2 separate regions of the Homo sapiens genome follow, and region 1 is linked to region 2. The links are chromatin loops, found by intact Hi-C in ENCODE. Cell type or tissue: Caco-2. All regions are shown on one strand. Links, peaks and the distances in the headings refer to the core of each region. The heading gives the core; the rest is flanking DNA.

Region 1 (11,986 bases), core at 1,675-9,674, 520 kb after region 2:
TTGCCAACATGTCCCACAACAAGTCCTTTTTTGCATTAGAGCTGGCAAATAAAGAGGAGACCATTCAATTTCAAACTGTGAGTAAACATTAGGGGTCTGCATGGAATGTTTTTCCTAAAAGTTAACAAGTTCTACTTCTGCGTGCCTGTATGTGTTTGGAGGCAGGGCAGCATTAAAATGATAATATTTTGTAATTGTATAAAACATGCAGTTTTATCATATAGCATTTTGCAAAATGGCAGTTAGCAAAAAATGGCTGCTCAGTAAATGCTGAGTGAATGAGTCTTTGGATAACTACTGTCTGATCATGATAACCTTTAAATTAAACTTCAGGGATTATGTGGGGGAGAAAGTAAGCACTGATATCTTAAATTTCATTGATAAATGAATAGCTCTGAAGAAATGTTATTTAACAGTTACTTGCTTTTGCTCTCTTGACAAAGGCAATATTGAGTTACTGAGTCATATTTTTGTTTAAAAATGTCTTTGAGTATATTTGGCAAGAATAAAAGTTGGTATTTTTATAGTTTTTAGATTCCCAAGTCATTTTGAAACTGTTTAATATGAGAATCACACTGTTAGAACAGATTGTTTTGTCTTCATAAATTAAATCCTACTTGTGGTATTCATACCATGGGCACAGTGTTGGAAAATGAAAGGCTTATAGTGTTCTGAAAGTGACTTTGTCATATGATGTCACCCATTATGTCTTTAGACAAACTCTGCATTAAACGTATCAAGTTGTATGTGTGCTTTCATATTGCTTTATGCCTATTTTGTTTGCTAGGAAGACATGGAAACAGCAAAATACATTTGGAGACTCTGTGTTGCGCGACACAAGTTTTACAGACTAAACCAGTGTAACCTGTAAGTATGTCCTGCTCATGGAAATTATCAAAAATAATGAATTTAGAAATTGTAATCTTGAGTATACTGTATCATCAAGAAAGACATTTTATCAGTTGACATCTTTTCTTGATCCTATAGCTGTTTTCCTATTTTAGCTTTGGACCAACTTGTAATAACTACATTGTATGCCTCTAAGATTTATTTCAACTAGTTACAAGAACCATTGTAATTCTTGAAAGGTAAAAAGGGAATAATATCCTTTATTTGTTTAAATCAATCCTCTGGTAAGCATTTTGAGTCATTAAAGATTATTCAGCTTTTCCAGCTATCTGAAGAATTTTTGCCCCTCCTTCCTGGTGTGCATTTTTCTTAGCCCACATGGGTTTCTTACTGTTTGCCAGATCAATAAAGCACACGGTGATATTGCACATATAAAATATTGTCCTTCATCTATACTCCCCTCCAGCCTCTGCACCATATCTCTGCTTTCCTGAATAGCAGGTTTCCTCAAGAGAGTTGTGTATGCTTGTATGTTTCCTTCCTTCCATCCCATTTTCCCTAAGCCTCCACGTTACTGATGCTGCTTGTTGTGGTCAGGTGACTTTCGTCCAGTGATCATTTCATGAGTTCTCTCACTTGACCGCTCCGCAGTACTGATCCTCCGACAGCTCCTTCCATCCTTCTGGAATCCTGCTCTTCTTCGGCTGCCAGGACACCACCCCCTGCTCGGCTTCCTCTTTCTAGGCTGTTTCTTCTCAGTCACCTTTGCTGGTTTGGTCCTGAGGCCTTTTCTCCAAATCCTTTCGTCTAGGGGGCTTCTCCTGACCTGTCCTCCCCCTGAGCCCCCGGTTCAAGTGATTCTCCTGCCTCAGCCTCCCGAGTAGCTGGGATTACAGGCATGCGCCACCACACCCCACTAATTTTGTATTTTTAGTAGAGACAGGGTTTCTCCATGTTGTTCAGGCTGGTCTTGAACTTCCAACCTCAGGTGATCTGCCTGCCTTGGCCTCCCAAAGTGCTGGGATTACAGGCGTGAGCCACCGTGCCCGGCCCTCCTTGAGCTCTTGACTCCTGCATCCTACCGCAAGCATTTAGTGTGCTTAGTCCTCAATACCACTCTGAAAGTTGTGGTGAATATATACTACTGCCTGTATATTCTGAAGGTAGAGCTGGCAGAACTTGCTGATGAATTGGATGTGGTATGAAACCTGACCATTTTTACCACTCGTGTTAACAGCTTAGTGCTGGCTGCCACTACTTCTCATCAGAATACTGAGGTAGCCTTCTGACTTTCCTGTTTCTGTGCCTTCGCTGCCTGTAGCTTATTTTCCATATGTCAGCCAGAATGATCTTAGTTTAACCTGAATCAGATCCTGACACTGACACTCTTCTTTTTTTTTTTTTTTTTTTTTTTTTTGGAGACAGAGTCTCGCTCTGTCACCCAGGCTGGAGTGCAGTGGCACGATCTTGGCTCACTGCAACCTCCGCCTCCCGGGTTCAAGTGATTCTCCTGCCTCAGCCTCTTGAGTAGCTGGGACTACAGGCACATGCCACCACGCCCAGCTAATTTTTTGTATTTTTAGTAGAGATGGGGTTTCACCATGTTGGCCAGGATGGTCTTGATCTCCTGACCTCGTGATCCACCTGCCTCAGCCTCCCAAAGTGCTGGGATTACAGGTGTGAGCCACCGCACCCTGCCCAGATCCTTTCACTCTTCTTAACCCTCCTTTGGCATTCCACTTCTTTTTTTAAGTAATTTTTTTAGTTTGTTTTTGAGACAGCTCTGTCACCCAGGCTGAGTACAGTGGCATGATCATGGCTCACAGCAGCCTCTCAACCTCCCTGGGCTCAGGTGATCCTCCCACCTCAGCCTCCTGAGTAGCTGGTACCACAGGTGTGTACCTGGTTAATTTTTTGGTGTTTTTTATAGAGGCAGGATCTCCTTATGTTACCCACACCGGTCTCAAACTTCTGGACTTTAGGAATCCTCCTGCCCCGGCCTCTCAAAGGGCTGGACAGGTGTGAGCCACCAGGCCTGGCCCCATTTTACTTCTAATAAAAGTACGAGGCCATACACAGTGTGGTCCTTGCCTGGTTTCAACCTTATGTCTTTTATCCTCCTCCCTGCTTGCTCTGTTCCAGCCACAGTGGTATCCTGGCTAGGCTGCAGATGTGCCTCACCCTAGGGGATGCTGTCCTTGCTCTTTTCCCAGGTCTCCACCTGCCTTGCTCCCTCATTGCAGCCTGCTGTCTGGTCAGATATGACCCTCTTCAGAGGCTGTCCCTGATTGTCCTATGGTACCCCCCTTCCACTATGATCTGTCTCTTTACCCTCTAACTTTGTTTTGTTCTTTATAGCACTTAGCACCATGTGAATTTCTATATTTGTTTGTTTGTTTGTTTGCCTGTATCCCCTGCCAGCAGGTTAGCTCTAGAGCAGTGCTTGAGGACAGACACTCTTCCCTGCCTTCAGTGCTATATTCCCCATGCCAAGCAAGGGCCTGGCTCACTGTCGGCCTTAATGAATTTGTTCAGCTAATCTATAGATACAGGTGTTAAGAGCTCTGATTCAAGATGTCTTGGTGCTGTAAGATCCCTTAGGAAAATGGTACGTCACCCAGAACTGCCAAGATAGGAAAGGCTACCCAGCCAAGTGACATCTAAGCTGAGACCCGAAATGTTGCACTCAATTCCCACAACCTTTCTTTAAGCTGTCCTCTTGTCCCTGGTCCATGTCTGGAGGCACCTCCTGGAGCTCCCTCCCACTTGGCCCCCCACGCCCTATCTCATCTGTATGCAGTCAGTCTTCTGGATAGATAAGCAAAATATGTAGCACTGCTCTTGAAGTTACATGTCAGGAACAAATCTGAGCATGTGCCTCTCACCCGCCCCGTCCTGGGTACAGGATTAAGGGCAGACTCCTGAGGTCCTTCTCTGGACTTAGCTGCCCCAGCCCAGTTGGCCTTGGAGTCTGACTCCAGGAAGGCATCTTTCCTTATCATGTGAATGCCCCCAGCCCAGGCCTTTGCTAAAATGCCCTTCCTTCCCTTCTCTGACAGACTCTTAGTCATTCTTCAAGATTGAGTTTAAAATACAGCCCCCATAGACACCACCAAACATTCAGTTTGCTTAGTCCTTGACACCACTCTGAAAGTTGTTTTTTCTACCTCTTTTATAACAATGACCTGAATAATTCATAACAATAATTTAGTAAATGCTTGCTCTGTGTCAAGCATTATACTGAGAGCTTTTATTTTCTTTAATCCTTACAGTAACCCTGTTGGGCACAATTATTACTATCCCATTATTGATGAAGGTATGGAGACTTACAGAAGTGAAATGTCTTGCCCTGCCACACAACTAGTAAGTGGAGCAGCAAGACTCGAGCCTGTGCTCTTAGCCGCTGTGCTAGCCTGTTAGAGTAGTTCCTGCCTGCTTTTTTCATATTGACAGATATCAACTGACAGATCATTTTCATTTGATCTGTCTCTCTTGTTTGATGAAGCTCCATGAGGGCAGGGTCTCCTCTTCCTCATCTTCGTGTCCCCTGTCTGGCAAGGTGCCCGGTGCATAAGGGCTTAGTGAACAATGGGAGCCGGAGTGTGGCAGTGATGGGAGTCACAGGGGAGAAGAGCACTTTTGCTCCTTTGTCTCTTCCTTTTATTACAGATTGTAAATGAGGCATGGGGTGGAGGCAAAGTCTAACAAGGGCATTTTGTCCCTTAGCACCAGGAAGGAAGGAGAAAGGCTGTGGAAGTGCCTTCTGTCTTGCAGGGTGTGAGAGAAACTCTGGGCAGGAGCAGCAGTGTAAAGATAACATGCGGGGATGCCCACCCGGACGGGGAGCTGGCCAGTGGTTTGCATGTATGGCCCAGTCCCTGTCTCTTCTCTGCCTTCCCCTGCACCATGTTTGCATCCGAGTCCCCATCGCTGGTCTGGTGATGGGATTTTCGTAAGCACTGACAGGGAGGAGGAACCTGCTTTCTTTGTAAATATGGGAAGCGGTTTCTGCTAGGGGCCTGGGTGTATTTGCATATGAAAGTGTTCCCCCTGGTGGTGATATTCAGTAGTGCTACTTGCCTTTGGGGTTCCCTGGGGCTGGCCTGGTTATCCAGCCATATGTGGCATGATTTCTATGCAGAAGTAAGTTCTAAGATTCAAGCAGTAGATAATGCAGTCTGTTGGACCACAGCATTTTCATTTTAAAGACTTTAATAAGTTAAGAGTGTTCATAATATTGAGCCATTATTACCTCAGTTTGTTTCTTCTCTGGAAAATAGTGGAGAGTCTACATTTTGAATAAACCATAAAACATAATCCCTTTCCATGAGGCATCCATATTGGTTGGTGGTTAGTGCCTGTTTTTTGTTTGTTTGTTTGTTTTGTTTTGTGTTTTTTTTTTTGCAAATTAACAACTTGTAATAAGTAAAAGAGGGAAGAGGGAAAAGCAACAAATGATTGATTATGGTGAATGAGTCTTAGAAATTCAGCTCTAGTTTTTGGAATATTGCTATTTATTGGCAAGTGTGAACAAAACTACATTAATGTCATCAGTTGCATATGCTATACCTAAATAAGGAACACCTGAATCTTTTTAAAATGGAATAGTTATGTTTAAAGGGCTGTTTTCCAAAGTTTGCTTTCAATCTCTATATATCCAATAGATTGTGGCAGTCGATTTCCATGAGCTATTCCTATGTAATTACTTATGATTCATTCTGTAGGGAACTAATATATTTCATTGTGAGCGTTTGTTTCCCACATAAAGTAAATGAAGCTTTTAATATTAGCTTTTAAAATTTTGCTTGATAATAAAATGAAAAGAACTTTAATTGTTATGGCCATGTTTTAAAGGCTCTCAATATAGACTGTTTAGTCATGTTCCAATATTATGATTCTGAAGTATTGGTAGACTTGTTGTCATGGGCCAGATGGGTAAACTAAAGCGTGATAGGCATTTAACAAAACTGCCCCTGGCCTGGAACTGGACGGTGGCTTCTGGACATCTGCTTTGGGCTGGGGTGACTGGTGGCCCAGGAGATAGACTCGACTTGCACAGAAAGGGGAACTGTAATCCCAGGGTGTCCCCTTTACCCCCAGTCCTGATCTATTGTAGTTTATTGCTGCTTGGGATGGCCTTATGTGACTCATCTAATCTTGACCCAGATAACTATATTTTAGTATTTATACAATGGCATAATCCAACAGCCTTCTCCCTCCACCCCCTAACAAAGTGCATTAGATAACAGAATGATCGTTATCCAAACCTTAAAAATGTTAGATGGATAACAATCTGTCTTTTAAAATTATAAAGTGAGGATATTGAGACTTTTATACTTAATATTCCTTTATGGTTGAATTGGGAATTAAATGACATAATAATGTCAACCTGTTAGATCAGAAATCTGCTTCAAACCCACTGTCTCTCACTCTAAGCCCCAGAACTGGTCATGCTGTAAGCACCCTCCCTGATTTATATAAGGAAAATGCCGAGAGAGTTGGGGAGTCATGAGAGGCCCCTTGGTGTAGGTGGCTCCCCTGCTCTTTTCTGTGAGGAAAAGGGAGGATGGTATCCTTCAACCTGCAAAGCCAAGTGATAGAGGGTTCAAGAGACTTTCTCCAGAAGGGAAACTTGTATTTCAGACTGCAGCAGGCCACTCGCTGAGCGCAGTGAGATGGCTGGTGAGTGCTCCCTGCAGCTCAGGGGTGTTGGTGAACATAGCAGCCGGTGTCCACCTTGGTTCCGGAGACTTTTGTAATCAGGAGACTGACTAGAGTAGGCCCTGCCTGGAAAGGGAAAGAGTTTACCCATCTTCTTGGCCTACTGCAGGGCTTGAAGAGACTATAGGAAGTCTGGAAGAAGATGGAGCAGCCCCTATCCCATTCCAGTCCCCTGAGCCCCAGAAGTGTAGAGAGGACCCAGTAGTTCCCATGGATCCATGTGAAGGAGCAGGGCAGGAAGAGGTGGGAGGGGAGAGGAGGAGCAGCCACAAGGCCAAACAGTGGGACCTCTGGGTATGGGGACATGGACCCCTGGTGGAGCCGAGGAGAGGCAGCGGCTTTTTCTGAGTAGGTTCTTATATGGATAAAGGTCAGTGTCACCCTGGAAAACCACACATGTCGGCCGGTCACGGTGGCTCATGCCTGTAATCCCAGCACTTTGAGAGGCTGAAGCAGGTGGATTATCTGAGGCCAGGAGTTCAAGACTAGCCTGGCCAACAAGGTGAAACCCCGTCTCTACTAAAAATGCAAAACTTAGCCTGGCGTGGTGGCGGGCGCCTATAATCCCAGCTGCTCGGAAGGCTGAGGCAGGAGAATCCCTTGAGCCTGGGAGGTGGAGGTTGCAGTGAGCCAGGATCGCACCACTGCATTTCAGCCTGGGCGACAGAGCAAGACTCCATCTCCAAAAAAAAAAAAAGAAAACCACACATTTCATGGGGCTGGAGTGACACTAGGGCCTCTCCCTCCATCAGTATTCCTTCCCAGTTACCTGAGATGGTCTCTGCTGGCTTTGTTCCTCTCCCATCCCACAATGCCAGGAAGCTACACCTAAGGCGGGGTTTGGTAGGGGGGTGAACAGTGGAAGCAGGCATCCCAGAGCCAAGTCAGTGACCTGTAAGCAGCTTGGATGCAGCCCTGGTCTACCCAAGTGTAGGCTGGGAGGAGAGCATTTATTCTTCCTTACCCTTACTATAGTGAGCTCAAAAGGTGTAAGTCATTGAGACAAACATTTGCTAGGTATTTCCACCATCTAACACTTTTATTTATTTATTTTTTTAAAGAGACGGGGTCTTGCTCTGTCTTCCAGGCTGGAGTGTGGTGGTGTGATCATAGCTCACTGTAACCTCAGACTCCCGGGCTTAAGGGATCCACTGGCCTCAGCCCTCAGCTTCTGAAGTAGCCAGGATTATAAGCGTGTGCCACCATGCCTGGCTAATTTTTTTTTTTAGTTTTTTAGAGATGGGGTCTTGCTGTGTTGCCCAGGCTGGTCTTAAACCCCTGGCCTCAAGTGATCCTCACATCTCAGCCTCCTAAGTACCTGGGATTACAGGAAGGAATCTATTCCTTGAACTATCTATTAGTGCATGAGCTTTCAATGGCATCTTTTTGTTTATCAAAATCTTAACTCCCTTACATCGTATAAGAAAGGAAACTTACAAAGCAAAATTCAGACGAGGCTTAGAAATACAAGCTCAGCTGTAAATGCTTAGTAATAAGCATCACTTTAGTCCTCACTTGTTAGTCACTCATTTGCTCAGCAAAGGCACCAGGGATACCACATCTTGCCTCCACGGAGCTTACAGATTAGTTGGGGTTGGGGAGCAGGTTGGACACATGATTGTTAGACACATACACTCAGGAATCTGACAGACCTGCTGGTTCAAATGCCGGTTCTACTACTTGTTTGCCATGTGACCAGGAGCAACTTACTGAACTTACGTATCACTTTCCTTATCTGTAAAATCAGGATAATAACTGGACCTCCCTTATGGGTTTGGTGTTCACATTCCACGAGATAATCATGTACAGTCCTTAGCACAGTTTCAATAAATAATATTGATTTTACTTGGGCTGGTAGACTTTTTTCTTTTTTTTAAAGACACCAGGTCCTAGTATCCCAGTTTCCCAGGTAGAATATGGTGGGAATTCGCAGATGGGATCGTAGTGCACTACAGCCATGAACTCCTGGATTCAAGGGATCCTCCTGCCTCAGCCTTCCAAGTCGCTGGCACTACACGGGCATGTGCCACCACGCCTGGCTCAGCCTTTTTAATTTTTATTTTGTCTTCTTTGGCACACAGATTCTAGTGATTTCTTCTCAGTTATTTAGCAGCACCCATCAACATAGTAACTGCCCAAAAAGTTTGGAAACCACAGCCAACAGTTACATGGTTTTCTCTTGTATGCCAAGCTGAGGATAGCTGGTCTCAGAGTAAACTGCATTTATAAGAACAATGCCAAGAAGAAAGAGAAGGTTAGACTATTAGAACTGATGGCGTGGCTGCCTGGGTCAAGCACTTTGGCAGGTACACGCTTTTGTAGTTTGTTTTCTTAGTAGAGCCGGCTACTACAGTGGGCAGTGTTCGCCTCCACACTGGGTGCTGCGGCAAGAGCGCCAAGATAAGCTCTCAGTGTGGGAGGGCCGCCCATGTGCTGAAGCTCTGCATCCTTGGGTTTTGTGTTTTATTTTTGCCCCAGGCTGGGCAACTGTAGACATGTTGTTGGAGTTTGTTGACAGAGAATTCTGTTGGCAATCCTTGTGAATTTGTAGTACTTTAAAAGTTTCTTAAGTTCAGTCCATCTAGACAGTGAGTCTCTGCTAGACTGAACACAGGGTTCAGAGGACCCAGTTTGCCTAAACCTAGTCCTGACAATGAAGAATAACCAGAGACAAAGTAAATTTCAAGGCTGCAAAAATGCAGCGTCTTCAAATTCTGGGCACTATTTTTTTTTTTTTTTTTTTTGAGATGGAGTCTCACTCTGTCGCCCAGGCTGGAGTGCAGTGGCGTGATCTCGGCTCACTGCAACCTCCGCCCCCTTGGCTCAAGCGATTCTCCTGCCTCAGCGTCCTGAGTAGCTGGGATTACAGGCGCCTGCCACCGCGCCTGGCTAATTTGTGGGCACTAATTTTAAGGAATATATTAATGTGCAGTTAAGGAGTATTTTTTATTTTTTATTTTTTATTTTTTAAAACCCAGACACGCCATGCAGACTTGTGTCACCAAAATAAATACTGGAAGAATGGAATATCTTTTGGAAAAGAGACATTTATTTTTCATTAACAGCCTGAATACTTTCCAGTAACAAAGAAATGAAATTATTTATAAAAGCTAGTAAAAGCAGTTGTAATCACCTGATGTTAAAACTAGTATGTACTAGTTTTCTTTTTATCTCAAGAGTCTTATAAAAATAAGCTAATATTCAGGGTTTTTGAATATAAGATACTAGTTTTCAGAGTGCTAAGAGTAATATTAATTTATGAGACATGAGGCTTGATATTATGGTAAATTTGCTTAAATGGATTGAATATTCACTTTGTCATGATGGATTTTCTAGTAATTAGTCCTTAGAACACTGTAACCAAAGGTCACAAAATATTTTTGTAATCAGTGATTATGTGTTACATAAGTACATGAACCAGGAATAGGTGGTAAAAGGTATAAGAAAAAGTGCTTTGACAAAACTACATGTCATCAACAAAGCCAAGAATCCAGTGTGTTTAGGTTCCTAGATCTTGCAGTAAAACTGACCACACAGAAGAAAAAAAAATCTTGCCTTTATTTGAAAACAATAGTTACAAATGGGCTTTTCTGTGTCTGTTTCCTTTTTTTACCTTATTGTTTTTTTAAAGATAGAACTTGCTGTGTGAGTAGTTGAAAATCTCACATTATCACATTAGTGTTTGTCAGCACTCCCTAATACGTTTAGGTACTTTTTTTTTTTTTTTTTTTTGAGGCTAGAATCTCGCTCTTGTTGCCCAGGCTGGAGTGCAATGGCGCAATCTCGGCTCACTGCAACCTCTGCCTCCTGGGTTCAAGTGACTCCCCTGCCTCAGACTCCCGAGTAGCTGGGATTATAGGCACCCACCACCATGCCCAGCTAGTTTTTGTATTTTCAGTAGAGATGAGGTTTCACCATGTTGGCCAGGTGGTCTCGAACTCCTGACTTCAGGTGATCCACCCGCCTTGGCCTCTGAAAGTTTGGGATTACAGGTGTGAGCCACTGCGCCTGGCCTTAGGTGTTTTTTTAAAAAGTATATTCAAAACAAATCAGAAATTTCTTGCAAAGAAAGGTAAATGGGTTTACCATCGGCTCACTGAACCAAGTCTTGTGCTTTGCTTTCCCTTGGTTCCTTAGAGGAAATGTAGATTTAAAAAATACGTAGGTTTGAAATTTTTTTATATTTGAGTTTTTTAAAAGATGGGGTCTCACTATGTTGTCTAGGCTGGTCTTGAACTCCTGGGCCCAAGATGCTCCCAAGAGGCGGGTCTACAGGAGCATGCTTACTGCACTTGGAAATGTAGATTCTTGTCACTAAAATCATAAATTCATTTCTTCATTATGTTTGTAGTCTGTGGTTAACAGACTTTTAATTAAAGGCAGTTCTTACTGCTTGAGGCTTCTGGGTTGACAGTGGATGGTCCCCCGGGAGGAAGGTTAGTGGAGGGACCCAGGGCTCCCCCAGCGCATAGGAGAAACACATTTGCATTTGCACTGAATCCAGCTTCTCCTGCGACAAGTGTGTGGGTGATGTAGCCTTGTCTCTTTCCCCACTGCTTATGGCTAATCCAGAGGTTTATTGGATGGGCCTGGGAAGTATGCTCTGATCCCCTTGTGGGTCCAGGCGATGATGCTGTGTGGGGAGCCTGAAACCACAGGGCAGGTTGACGGGTTGGGGCAGCAGGAAAGGGCTGAGGCCCCACGGGCCGACAGAGAACCTCCCTTCTTTTCTTTGACTTCATGACTTAGATAGCTTGTCTTTTTTTTTGCCTGAGAAGATTTATTATTTTACATTCCTATATCTTGTTTTGGTAGAATTTAAGAGAGAGTGTGTATGTGCTCTTCTCAGAGTCATCCTATTTTATAGGCAAACTCAGACTGTCACAGTGAACCCAATCAGGAGGAGGTCTTCTTCAAGGATGTCTCTGGTAAGAAACAAGGAAAATATGATTGCTTTTTTATTTTAGTGATGTTTTTCCTGAATAAAATATGCTTTCAATGCTGTTAATTTTGAGTTTGAACCATAAAAGTGTATTGATATTTCATCATTTTTAACCAAAGAAATGGTAATTTTTTCCCATAGGTCCAACCTAATATTTATATTATTATATTATACATATTTGAATATTAGGTCTGACCTTAATATTAAGAACTTAGACTATTGGCCAAGAGTAATCCTAAGTTGGTATATATTTAAAATACTAGATGCCTTTAATAAGATTGACTATAATACCTATAAGCTTCTTATGTTGAAATGTTTCTACAAGGAAATGTGTATCTATTGCTTCTTGCTCTTAGCTTTTTAGATGCAGATTTTCTGGTGGAGCCTAATGTCCTTGGTATCAGTCATAGGGCTTGACATTGCCATTTGGGGAAACAGAAATGCTAGATATGTTAAGAACTACTGTGTCTTCAT
Region 2 (11,986 bases), core at 2,334-10,333:
ATACTCAAAAATAAATGAAAGAAGTAGGTTGGGCAAGGTGGCTCACGCCTGTAATCCCAGCACTTTGGGAGGCTGAGGTGGGTGGATCACTTGAGGCCAGGAGTTCGAGACCAGCCTGGCCAACATGGCAAAACTCTGTCTCTACTAAAAAGACAAAAATTAGCAAGGTGTGGTAGCACACACCTGTAGTCCCAGCTACTCAGGAAGCTGAGGTGGGAGGATCGCTTGAACCCAGGAGGCAGAGGTTGCCATGAGCCGAGATGGCACCACTGCACTCCAGCCTGGGAGACAGAGTAAGACACTGTCTCAAAAAAAAAAAAAAAAAAAAAAAAAAAAAAAAAAAAAAAAAAAAGCAAACCTTATATCCAAAAGACTAAAAATCTAAAAATCATTGTTGGAAGAAATTGAAGGTCTAAATAAATAGAAGAATATCCCATGTTCATGGATTAGAAGAGTTAATATTACTCAGATAGCAATATTCCCTAAACTGATCTACAGATTGAACACATTCCCTATTAAAATCTCAGATGTCTTTTTGCAGATATTGACAAGCTGATACTAAAATTCTTAAGGAAGTGTAAGGGACTGAGAACAGCCAACACAATCTTGAAAAAGAAGAACGACATTGGAGGACTCACATTCTCTGATTTTAGAGCTAACTACAATTCTGCAGTGATCAAGAACATGTGGTACTGTCTATATGAGGACGGACAGACAGATCAGTGGAATGGAATTGAGGGTCCAGAAATAAACTCTCACATGCATGGTCAATTGATTTTCAAGATGAGTGCCTAGAAAATTCAATGGGGAAAGAGTATTCTTTTCAACGAATAGTGCTGGGACAACTGGAAGTCCACATGCAAAAGAATGAATCTGGACCCTTGCCTCACATTACATATAAACATGAACTCAAAATGGATCACAGACCTAACTGTGAGAAATAAAACTTTAATCTTAGAAGGCAAACCACTGTGATTTTTATTTTAAAATGATTCCTTAATTATGATACCAAAAGCACAGCAACAAACAGAAAAGGAGATTGTTTGGGCTTTGTCAAAATTAATATTCATGATTAAAAGGATACCATCAAGAAAGTGTAAAGACAACACACAGAATGGGAGAAAATATTTACAAATAATATATCAGTAAGGCACTTGTGTCTAAAATATATTTTAAAAACTCTTACAACTAAGTAATAAAAAGACAATTCAACTTAAAAATGGGCAAAGTTTCTGAAGAGAACTTTCTCCAAAGAAGATACACAAATGACCAACAGGCAAAAATATATTACCATCATTTATCATCAGGGAAATGCAAATTAAACTACAATGAGATAATACTTCACATTCACAGGATGGCTATAATAAAAAAAATCAGACAATAAAAAGTGTTGGAAAAGATGTAGAGAAATTGGAATTATCATACACTGCGGGCAGGAATGTAAAATGGTGCAGCTGGCGAGGCGCGGTGGCTCACGCCTGTAATCTCAGAGCTTTGGGAGACTGAGGAGGGTGAATTACCTGAAGTCAGGAGTTCAAGACCAGCCTGATCAACATGACGAAACCCCATCTCTATTAAAAACACAAAAATTAGCCAGGTGTGGTCGCACGCACCTGTAGTCCCAGCTACTCAGGAGGCTGAGGCAGGAGAATGGCTTAAACCCAGGAGGCGGAGGTTCCAGTGAGCTGAGATTGCACCACTGTACTCCATCCTGGAGGAAAGAGCAAGACTCTACTTCAAATAAATAAATAAATAAATGGTGCAGCCACTTTGGAAAAGTCTGGTAGTTTCTCAGTTAACCATTGTCACCAAGTTAACATATGACCCAACAATTTCACTCCTAGTTACATATCCAAGAAAAATGAAAAGATGTTCAGACAAAAGCTTGTACATGAATGTTCATAGTAGTTTTATTCATAAAACAGACACAAAGAAACAAACATCAATTGATGAATAGATAAATAAAATATGGCATGTTCATATGATGGAATATTAATTCAGACATAAAAAGAAATTAATTATTGATGCATGTCACAACATGGATGAACCTAGAAAACATGCCAAATGAAGGAAGCCAGACACAAAGGACCACATATCATATGATTTCATTTGTAGCAAATGTCCAGAAAAGGCCTGACTATAAAGACAGAAAGACTTGGGTTATACAATAACTAAACAGTAGAGGTTTTCTTTTGGGGAAGATGTTCTAAAATTGATTGTGGTAATGAATGTACAACTCTGTGAATATACTGAAAATCACTGAACTGTAAAATTTAAATTGGTGAATTGCATGGTGTGTGAATAAAGCTGCTAATAAAGAAATGCTAATACAGCTGTTAAAAATATCAGTGATCCTGCAAGAGTCTAAGAATAAAAGAAGCAATGGCAAATTAAATATACACCTTAATCATAAGACCCAGCATGGTTTCCGAAATGTTGCAAAATGTCATCTTAGAAATTAGGAAATTTGGTATGATACCCATTTTGTAAATGAAGAAATGAAGTCTCAGAGAGTTTAACAACTTGCCCAAGGTTACCCACTTAGTAAATGTCAAGGCCAGGACTCAGGTACGGGGCTGGCACTCCACTATAACAACTCCAGGAAAGGGAATTCTTCACTTCAAATGTAGTCTAAGGAAACTGAACAGCATTGATCTTTTTAAGGCTACGTGGAGAGTTTTGACATGGCACAATGGACCTGGGGGGCTTCTAAGAAAAGTTGTCCTCCTTTGCAGTCTGGACAGACACCTCTTCCTGCTTCGGTATTTGGTTCAGGATGAGTACAATGTATTGTGCAATGAGGCTGAAGCATCCCAGGCTTCTGCTCACATGGCCGGAGCCCAGCCAGCAAGTCCAGTCAGAGCGGGCATGAGAAGCTCTGAGCCCATCCACACACCTGGAGCAGAGTTTGTTTGCCTCATGTGGCTGTGCTCTACTTCCAATTCACTTACTTGGCTCCAATTCACAGCCAGCCTTGGTCACCTCATGATCCCCTTGCAATTGTCTTGTGTATTTATTTACCCTCTGGCTCTGGACATGCAGTGGTTTGAGCCAAGAACGTTGGTTTTGAGTTGGAGCAGTACTGTTGGTTCAGCATCAATAGTCAAGAGACCGTGGGTATCTCATAGCCTTTAACATTTTTTTTTTAATTTCAAGAGGTTCTTAATGTACTACAAGGCCAACTAAACCCTACACTGCCTTATCTATTAACTTTGTGTTTTATGAATTCTGTTTTATAGACTAGAATCTCAGGCACACAGACCTTGTGCCTTCCTCTATGTAACAAAGCAGCCACAAGTTCCGAAGCTCCTGTACTATTAACCCTACATTCCTCAGATCTAGGTCTTCTCCCTACCAACACAGTCTGAGCATGGGGTCAGGGCAATCCCCAGAGAGGGCATCCACTTGGGGAGTGTCTAAAGCTTCCAAAACACAATCTCCTATAGTCTCACTTTTAATTTTGATTTTCACCACAGTCCTGAGTTCATATCATTATTCCTATCTTGTGGATGAGGAAACTGAGGTTCAGAATGGTTTGGTGACTTGCTCAAGGTCACATGGCCAGAATTTGAACTCCAAAGTATTCAACTCTAGGCCGAGATTCTTTTCCTGCTACCCCTCTCCCAGTCTTGGTTTATGATCGGAGAAAATTATTAATATTTTCCCCCCACTGTAAATGTCCCCTGCAAATTCCCATTTGTAACCTGCAGAAATCAATCTGGCTTCAAAGGATACCTGTGGGAGCCTCCAAGGAGAAAGGTACTGTGATCTTGTGGGATTGTAGGAAAGACCTCAGTCTGTTCTTTGTTTGTGTTTTTTTTTTATTTATTTCAGATGGAGTCTCACTCTGTTGCCCAGACTGGAGTGCAGTACCACGATCTTGGCTTACTGCAAGCTCCACCTCCTGGGTTCATGCCATTCTCCTGCCTTAGCCTCCCAAGTAGCTGGGACTACAGGCGCCCGCCACTACGCCCAGCTGTTTTTTTTTGTATTTTTAGTAGAGACGGGGGTTTCACCATGTTAGCCAGGATGGTCTCGATCTTCTGACCTCGTGATCTACCTGCCTTGGCCTCCCAGAGTGCTGGGATTACAGGTGTGAGCCACTGCGCCCAGCCGGAAAGACCTCAGTCTTGGTGATGAGGGTTGAGGAGTTGGGGAGATAAGACCAGAAATTATGGGTGCCTTGGAAAGGCTAATAAAAGTCGCTTCTTGAAAACGAGCTCTTTCAAACCAATGTTTGCTCTCTTTTTTCATTAACTGCTTTTAAAAGTAATAAATACCCACTGTAAAAACTTAAAACCACTTGTATTCCATACCTCCATCTTCCTAGTCACCCTCCACAGAGGGAACAACTTGTCCTCTGTCTCCAGGAATATTGTAGGTCTATACAAATACACACACACACACACACACACACACACACACACACACACTCCTCTTGTTTACACACATGAGAATTACTCTGCATACTGTCTATGACCTTATTTTATTCCCTTATCTTAAAGGCTTCCACATTAACTTACACAGATCTATCTCATTCTCTTCTATAATTGCACAGCATTTTATGATATGGATGTTCCTTAATTTGTCCAACCAGCCCTCATAGCTGGGGCCATGCAGTTTGTTTAGAAAATTGGGCTGTTATAACAACCCTAGAAAAAAAATCCTTACACATCCATTTTCAAAAACATCTCCATGATGAATTCTTAGAAGCTGAATCGATGAATTCCTAGAAGAAACTGCTGAATGCAAGAGAAAATATATTTTACTCTTGATAGAGACTGCCAAGTTGTCCGGCATCAATTTGAACTCCTACCACCAGACTGAGAGTGACTGCTTCCCCTAATCAATAAGTGGGAAATAACTCTTCAACCCCTAACAGGAAGCATCATTCGCTGAATAGTGACCTCCAAAGATACCAGATCCTAAACTCTGGAACCTCTCAATGTTACATTACATAAACTAAGGGTTTTTGCAGATGTGAATAAATTGGGAATTTTGAGATGGGGAAATTATTTGAGTAGGCCCAATGTAATCACTAGTGTCCACATAAGAGGCAGACAGAGGGAGATGTGACTACTGACAGAAGAGGAAAAAGCCATGTGATGAGGGCAAAAGGAAGGAATCGGAGAGAGAAGATGTCACATTGCTGGCTTTGAAGGTGGTAAAAGGGGCCATGAGCCAAGGAATGCTGCTCAAGAAGTTGGAAAGATATAGAAAAAGATTCTCCCCTAGGACCTCCAGAGGGAGCACAGCTCTGCAAAACTCACACCTTGATCTTAGCCCAGTAGGAATGTTTTGGATTTCTGGCCTCTAGAGCTTTAAAAGGATACATTTCTGTTGTTTTAAGCCACCAAGTTTGTGATAATTTGTTATGGCAGCAATAGGTACAAACACAAAAGGATAGGTGGGAGGAAGACTGTTGTCTGCAGTCCCCACCCAAACTGCCTCAATCATCTAAAGCAATTCCCTTGAGGCCCCGGCCCTGTGTCCAACACCCAGCAAGATAAAAGCCTTTCTGCTTTTTGGACCCATACTCTTGGGAAAGTGGCTTAAGCTACCATGGATTGCAAGCAGTGTATTAAACTATTCCTGCAACACACACAGATCTCCTTGAGAAGATAACAACAAATAACACTTTCTTCATCCCGCTGTGTTTCTGGCAGTCTAGTACCTCTTATAGATTTTTGCCTTTGGGGCCCTCATGTGTATATAAATATGGATTTTTTTTAGCACTAGATTTGTGACTTCCTGCAGCAAAGCAATACAGACCCACTTCCCCCCAAGGAGGATGTGGACGAGAGGTACTAACTGTCTGTAAATTAGGGATAGTTCCTCTATTTAGTCTTTGGGAGCTGAATAATCTTGTTCAACTGGAGTTCTCTAGGTCTCTGGGGCAAGGAAGGTAATCACCGTTCGTGAGGATTTATGTGGACTGGCTGGGAAGAGGTGTGAGTTGGGAGGAATCAAATCTGAAATTTGATACGTGCATTCAAAGGTTTAAATGGGGTCGTGAGGGCTCCCAGAGGAAAGGAAAGGAAGTAAATTGCTGGGCAAATAAACTCCATCTCAAATAAAGCCCTTGGGGCAGATGAACTGTGGAAGGTGGCTGTATTTTGCAAACAGATGGGGGCTGCTTGATTACAGTACACCTTGGCTGTATTTATACATCAGGAATAAAAACACATAGGCATGCACAGAAACACACCTCGCTCCCAGTCTCCTGGTTTTGGTATTTCAATCCCTGCTCTGGGCCAAGCAGGTGAGCGTTCAGGGGAGTTAGCTCCCTAAACCACCTGTTAAAATAATCCTGGGCTCCTCCACATCCCCCTCTCTGGCAAGCAGATCGGGCCATGCAGCACGATGACAGTCTAATTATCCCAACCATCAGAAACGTCTTCTGTGTCTTTAATCTACCTTGACAATGCGGTGGTTTGTCATTTCTAGGTCTCTTAATTGGCTACATGATTGACACAATGTGGGGGGCTTTTTATTTTAAGAATTGAGGAAAGCCTATGCTTCAAAATTAGCTCAGTTACATGATGCCAGAGACCTAGTTTGCACCCCACATGGGCCAGAATCTGATTTTTGCAATCACTCTGATCCTAGGTAGCTAGCAAGAATGACGGAGCCAGAAAACCCAAGCCACTTTCTATGTATATTATTTACCTTTCCCCAAATATTTCCAGAACCCTGGGTTGACCTGACATTCCCTTTTGAAAATGTTGAGATAAAGACCTGTTGAGTTGCTTGGACAGATGTGCCTTGATACCCTGTTTTGTCTGGACTTTGTATTATTCATCAGAACTGTTGCAGCTGCAAGTGACAGAAATCTAATTAATTTCTTTTTCAGTTCATATAACTTAAAAGTCCAAGAGTTGAACTGCTTGCAGTCCTACCTGGATTTGAGTACTTTAACGGTGTGGACAGGGCTCTGTCATTTTCATTCCAACTCTCAGTCCTGCCTTCCTTCCAGGAAGTTCTTCTTTCCATGAGGTGGGAAAAAAAGTTCTGGCAGCGTCAGGCTCCATGACCCTAATAATCCACCATCCTGGAGAAAGAACATAACCTCCTTCTCAGGGTTCCTATTAGCCTAGCATCCATGGAAGGCTCTGATTGGTCCTGCTTTGGTCCTGCGGTCTTCTCAATCATTGGAGGTCGGAGAATGGAGTTTTGTGATTGGCCAGGTCCCATTCATGTGACCAGGAGGCTGAAGAAGGCGCTGTGATTGGCAGTCCCACCAGCACCACGTGAAATAGGGGAAGTGCATTTCCCCAAGGACAGAGGGCGCCAGCCGACCAAGGAAACAGACATCCTCCACACACAAGAAAATTGAAAATATTTCAGATCAATTCCCCACCTCCCCCTGAACTTTACAGAAAAGTTGTAGGAACCTGATCAGCTACTAAAAGATGGGTTTTGAAGCCCTTGAGAAAAAAAAGTGATAATAGAAAAAAAAAATCGAACTTTCAGATAGCCAGCCCATACGGGCGGGTTTCTGAAGGCAATCTAGACTTCTGAGACCTGCAGAGTCAGCCGGAAACCTGTGGTATAATGAATGTGTCCTAGGGCATCCCATGTGGCAGGGATGGTGACGGGCTTGAAAAAAGGAGTATTTTGCCAAATTTGGAAAAAAAAAAATCCTCCTTCTCTCCACATTTGCGTAAATAAGTGTGTTTTGCTCTCATTTGCTTTTCTGAGGATTCCCTGAGTTGATTCGAGGATGGTTTGTTGTGATTTAATCTATGTGGCTGCAACAGTTAATGTGTAAGCTCATTACTATATTTGTTCTCTCTTCTCCCACTGGGCAAATTTAGTTTGCCTTAATCTAACCACTTAGTGTAGTATGTGTACAGGTTAATCTTTACCACACATTCCTTTCATCCTGGTATTCTACGGCTTTTTACCTGCAGGATAAAGTATCACCTCCTCAACGTCTCAGTCTCTGCAATCTGTTCCCACTCTGTCCTTCCCGTGTTATCTCCCATAGCAGCTTTTTATTTCAGGCAGTCTTGTCTTCACAGAATGATTTCTTCACCTCTGAACCTCAGGTCATTCGATCTACAGAAATGCCGGCATATTGGAGGAGGAAGGGAAACGGCTTTGGGTATCGGCTCTACTGTGTACTAGTAACCTTGGGTAATTAGGATTAGGCTGTCAGCTAAGATTAGGATCTGTTCCATAAAAGAGGAGAACCAACAAGATAGGAGGTTGTTTCTCATTCACACAAAAGAAGTCTAGAGGTGAGCAATCCAAGGCTGATAGATAGGGTGTGTTTCCATGGGATTATCAGGGACCCAAGCTCTTAATTTTCCTTCTGTCTTTCTCGGCATGTGATCTTCACCCTCAAGGTCAACTCACGACCCCAAATAACTGCTAGTCGTCATATTTGAGTTCTAGGCCAGCTGCAGGAGAAAATAAAAGAGGACTAAAGAATAAGTATCATTCAGTTGATTCCCTTTAAGCAGCCTTCTTGGATGTCCCACAAAAAATATCTGCTTGCATTTTATTGGCCGGAAGTTGTAATGTGGCTATACTTAGCTAGGGAGGCTGGGAAATGTAGTTCTTTAGCGGAGTGTCTTGAATCAAATGAGTTTTGGGTTGTTCGGGAAGAAGAGAATTAATATTATATAGAAAAAAACCATTTTTAAAAAGTTTTATTGAGGTGTAATTCACATACCATACAATTCACTCATCTCATTTGAAGTGTACAATTCAGTGACCTTTAGTATATTCACATGTTTGTGCATCTGTTACCCAATAAACTTTATAACATTTTTCATTATCCTAAAAAGAAACCTGTGGACTCCTTAGGCATTCCCACCCCCTTGTCCTTCCCTTTCATCTCTCCATTCCCTACAGCCGTAGGCAACCACTAACCTACTTTGTGTCTCTATAGATTTGCCTGCTCTGGACGTTTCACATAACTAGGATTGTGCAATATATGGTCCTTCGTGACTGGCTCTTTTCACTTTGCATGATCTCTTCAAAGTTCATGCCTGGTGTAGCATGTGTCATAAGTACTTCGCTCCTTCATATTGTCAAATAATATACCATTGTATGGATATGCCATAGTTGTTTATTCATTTATAAGTTGATGGACATTTGGGTTGTTTCTCCTTCTGGGGTATTGTGAATAATGCTGCGATGAGCATTTGTGCACAACTTTTTGTGTGGAAATGTTTTTATTTCTCTTGGTTATATAACTAGGAGTAGAATGGCTGGATCATATGGTAACTCTATGTTTAACCTTTTGAAGAACTGACAGACTTTTCCAAAAGGGCTATACCATTTTACATTCCCTCTAGCAGTGTATGAGTGTTCTAATTTCTCCGTGTCCTTGCCAACATGTATTATAATCTGTCCTTTTCATTATAGTGGACGTGAAGTAGAATCTCATTGTAGTTTTTTTTTTTTCATTTCCCTGATGACTAATGATGTGGAGACTTTTTGACCATTTGTATATCTTCTTTGGACAAATGTCTTGCCCATTTTAAATTGGGTTGTTAATGTTTTTATTATTAAGTTGTAAGAGTTTTTTCAAATATATATTCTGAGTACAGTTTCCTTACCAGAAATATGATTTGCAGTTATTTTCTCCCATTTTCTGGGTTGTGTTTTCACTTTCTTCATGGTTGTCCCTTTAGGCACAAATATTTTTTATTTTGATGATATCCAATTGGTCTATTTATTTTTGTTACTTGTGATTTTAATATCATATCTAAGAAACCATTGTCTAACCCAAGATCGTAGATATTTATACCTTTGTTTTCAGGTAGAAGATTTGTAGCCCTTATGTTTGAGTCTATTATCTATTTTGAGTTAATTTTTATATGAGGCATGAGGTATAGGGTCAACTTCATTCTTTTGCATGTGGATATCCAGTTGTCCTGGCACTGTTTTTTGAATGGCCTAATCTTTCCCCTAGTGAATTGTCATGGCACCCTTGTCAGACAACTAGCCATGTCTGTCATAGTACCTTTCTCAGCTATCCTGTCTACCATATGATAGTACCACTCTGGCCTGGGCTGATTGGATCATGAAAGGGTATTGTTTCATACACTTATTGGCCATTTGTATATCTTTTGAAGAAATGTCTGTTCAAATCTTTTGCTCATTTTAAAATTAGGATTGATTGCTTTTTTTGTTGTTGAGTTATAGGAGTTTTTTGTATATTCTACATATTAATCTCTTATTGTATATGTGATTTGCAAATATTTTCTCCCATCCTATGGTTGCCTTTACACTCTTGATTGTGTCCTTTGATGCACAGAAGTTTTAAATTTTGATGTAATCCAATTTATTATTTTCTTTTGTTTCCTGTGCTTTTGGTGTCATATCCAATAAATCATTGCCAAAGAGCTGTGTTGTCTTTTGAATGACTTTTCAATTACCAAATTTTGTTCTAGTCCTTTGGGGCCTGACCCCTCTGCTTGAGAATCTTGACTTCCTTATTTCCATGTTTATCCTTTTAATAAGTCATCATCTCCTAAGGTGACCTGGGCCTGTCTCTACTCTTTTCAGCATAAAAGATGCAGCCAAGACATTCTTCATCTACCAAATACAGATGCTATTGCTGTGTTACAGGGGAGCATTTTCTAAACCCTTCATTGAAGCTCCTAAATACACTCTAAGAACACATGCAATCAAATGAGCATGAGAAGTGCTCTCTAAGAAGTCTTCCTCTTCTAGGTCAAAAATGCACATTGGTATATTAAAGGCTCTGAGCAATCCTGTGATAAATAAACAAGTTCAATTTTATTCAGTGGTTAAAAAAAAGTCCATTTATTCAAGGAAGACCTTTTCTCCTCAGCATACCCATATCATGACCAGAAAGGTTTTTCCTAAACACTGCTAGGAAGCTAAGTCTTATGAAAAGTGAGGGCTGAATAAGCTAATGCTCATGCAACCAGAGTATTGAATAAACATTACACCTGATCTCAGGCTGGGCACGGTGGCTCATGCCTGTAATCCCAGCACTTTAGGAGGTTGAGGGGGGTGGATCACCTGAGGTCAGGAGTTCAAGACCAGCCTGACCAACATGGTGAAACCCCATCTCTACTAAAAGTACAAAATTTAGCTGGATGTGGTGGCAGACGCCTGTAATCTCAGCTATTCAGGAGGCTGAACTGTAAGAATCACTTGAACCCAGGAGGTGGAGGTTGCAGTGAGCCAAGATTTGCACCACTGCACTCCAACCTGGGTGACAGAGCAAGACTCTGTCTCAAAAACAAACAAACAAACAAACAAACAAACAAAAACCACAACATTACACCTGATCTAACAAAACATACTTTTATTTTTTGTCTCCCACCTCCCTTTAATCTTTGTTCAGTAGAGGTTGTCTTCCCCTACCTAGTCTAGCAGATCCCTTGACTTTTCTGCTCACTTTTGAATAACAAAGTGCTGCAATGGCAGAAAATCTCAAACAAAGCCCAGTCAGTAATTAGAATGCCCTGTCCAAGCTATTCAACACAACTCCAATCTTGACTTGGCTCAGGCCTGCTTTAGACTGTCTCCAGCAGTGGGGGAAGCAGGGCACCGCTGGCTTCTCCTCCCGTGGCCTGCCTGCTCACCTCCTTATCCACTCTTTGCTGTAGTTTGGACTTTTCTTCAACCAGAGCTGGGGGAAGGAGGAGAGGTATGGGAAAGGACTGCTCACACTTGTGTGAATGACTCTGCTCTCTCTTGGTCTGCCTAGTGACGGTCAAGATGGCTTTTATCGACAGGCACCTTTCCAGGCTCTTCCAAGAGCCTGCTGGGCCTGTCTCCTGCAGCCCCCTTGGCTCTGGCTAGTGCATCTCTGTTCAGAGGGGTGCCTTAGCTCATAGATGGGTAACAGGCAGCTCCCTCTGTTGTGCCCTTCTCTTCAGGAGACAGTGCAGTTTTGGAGACCAGCTTATCCACTCTCCCCTCTAGATGCAACCTCTGATGGTGTTGACTCTGCACTCTATCATTATGGGGACTCTCTGGCATGGCCACCTCT

The links. Peaks named below come from ENCODE experiments on the same cell type or tissue, not always from the same donor. Only the 100,000 strongest peaks of a DNase experiment are listed, where the experiment ranks them.
Region 1: it touches region 2 in a loop (27-fold over the local background); 7 of 110 quality-filtered maps call a loop at or near these places.

What each region holds. Positions count from the first base shown.
Region 1 is chr14:88,485,294-88,497,279 of GRCh38, reverse strand. It overlaps PTPN21 (protein tyrosine phosphatase non-receptor type 21), which reads left to right. Exons shown (of 19, transcript NM_007039.4): 9 at 1-77; 10 at 788-867; 11 at 11,438-11,498. Among named protein-coding and RNA genes, the nearest start is that of PTPN21, 64 kb to the left of the region's middle. RefSeq lists an enhancer at 4,648-4,837. In Caco-2, for the core only: a CTCF peak has its summit at 4,900 (motif pointing left); a DNase peak (open chromatin) is centred at 4,869.
Region 2 is chr14:89,008,473-89,020,458 of GRCh38, reverse strand. It overlaps LOC124903356 (a long non-coding RNA gene), which reads right to left and starts at 7,064. Exons shown (of 2, transcript XR_007064297.1): 1 at 6,900-7,064. In Caco-2, for the core only: a CTCF peak has its summit at 7,272; DNase peaks (open chromatin) are centred at 7,188 and 8,038; H3K4me3 peaks cover 2,488 bases.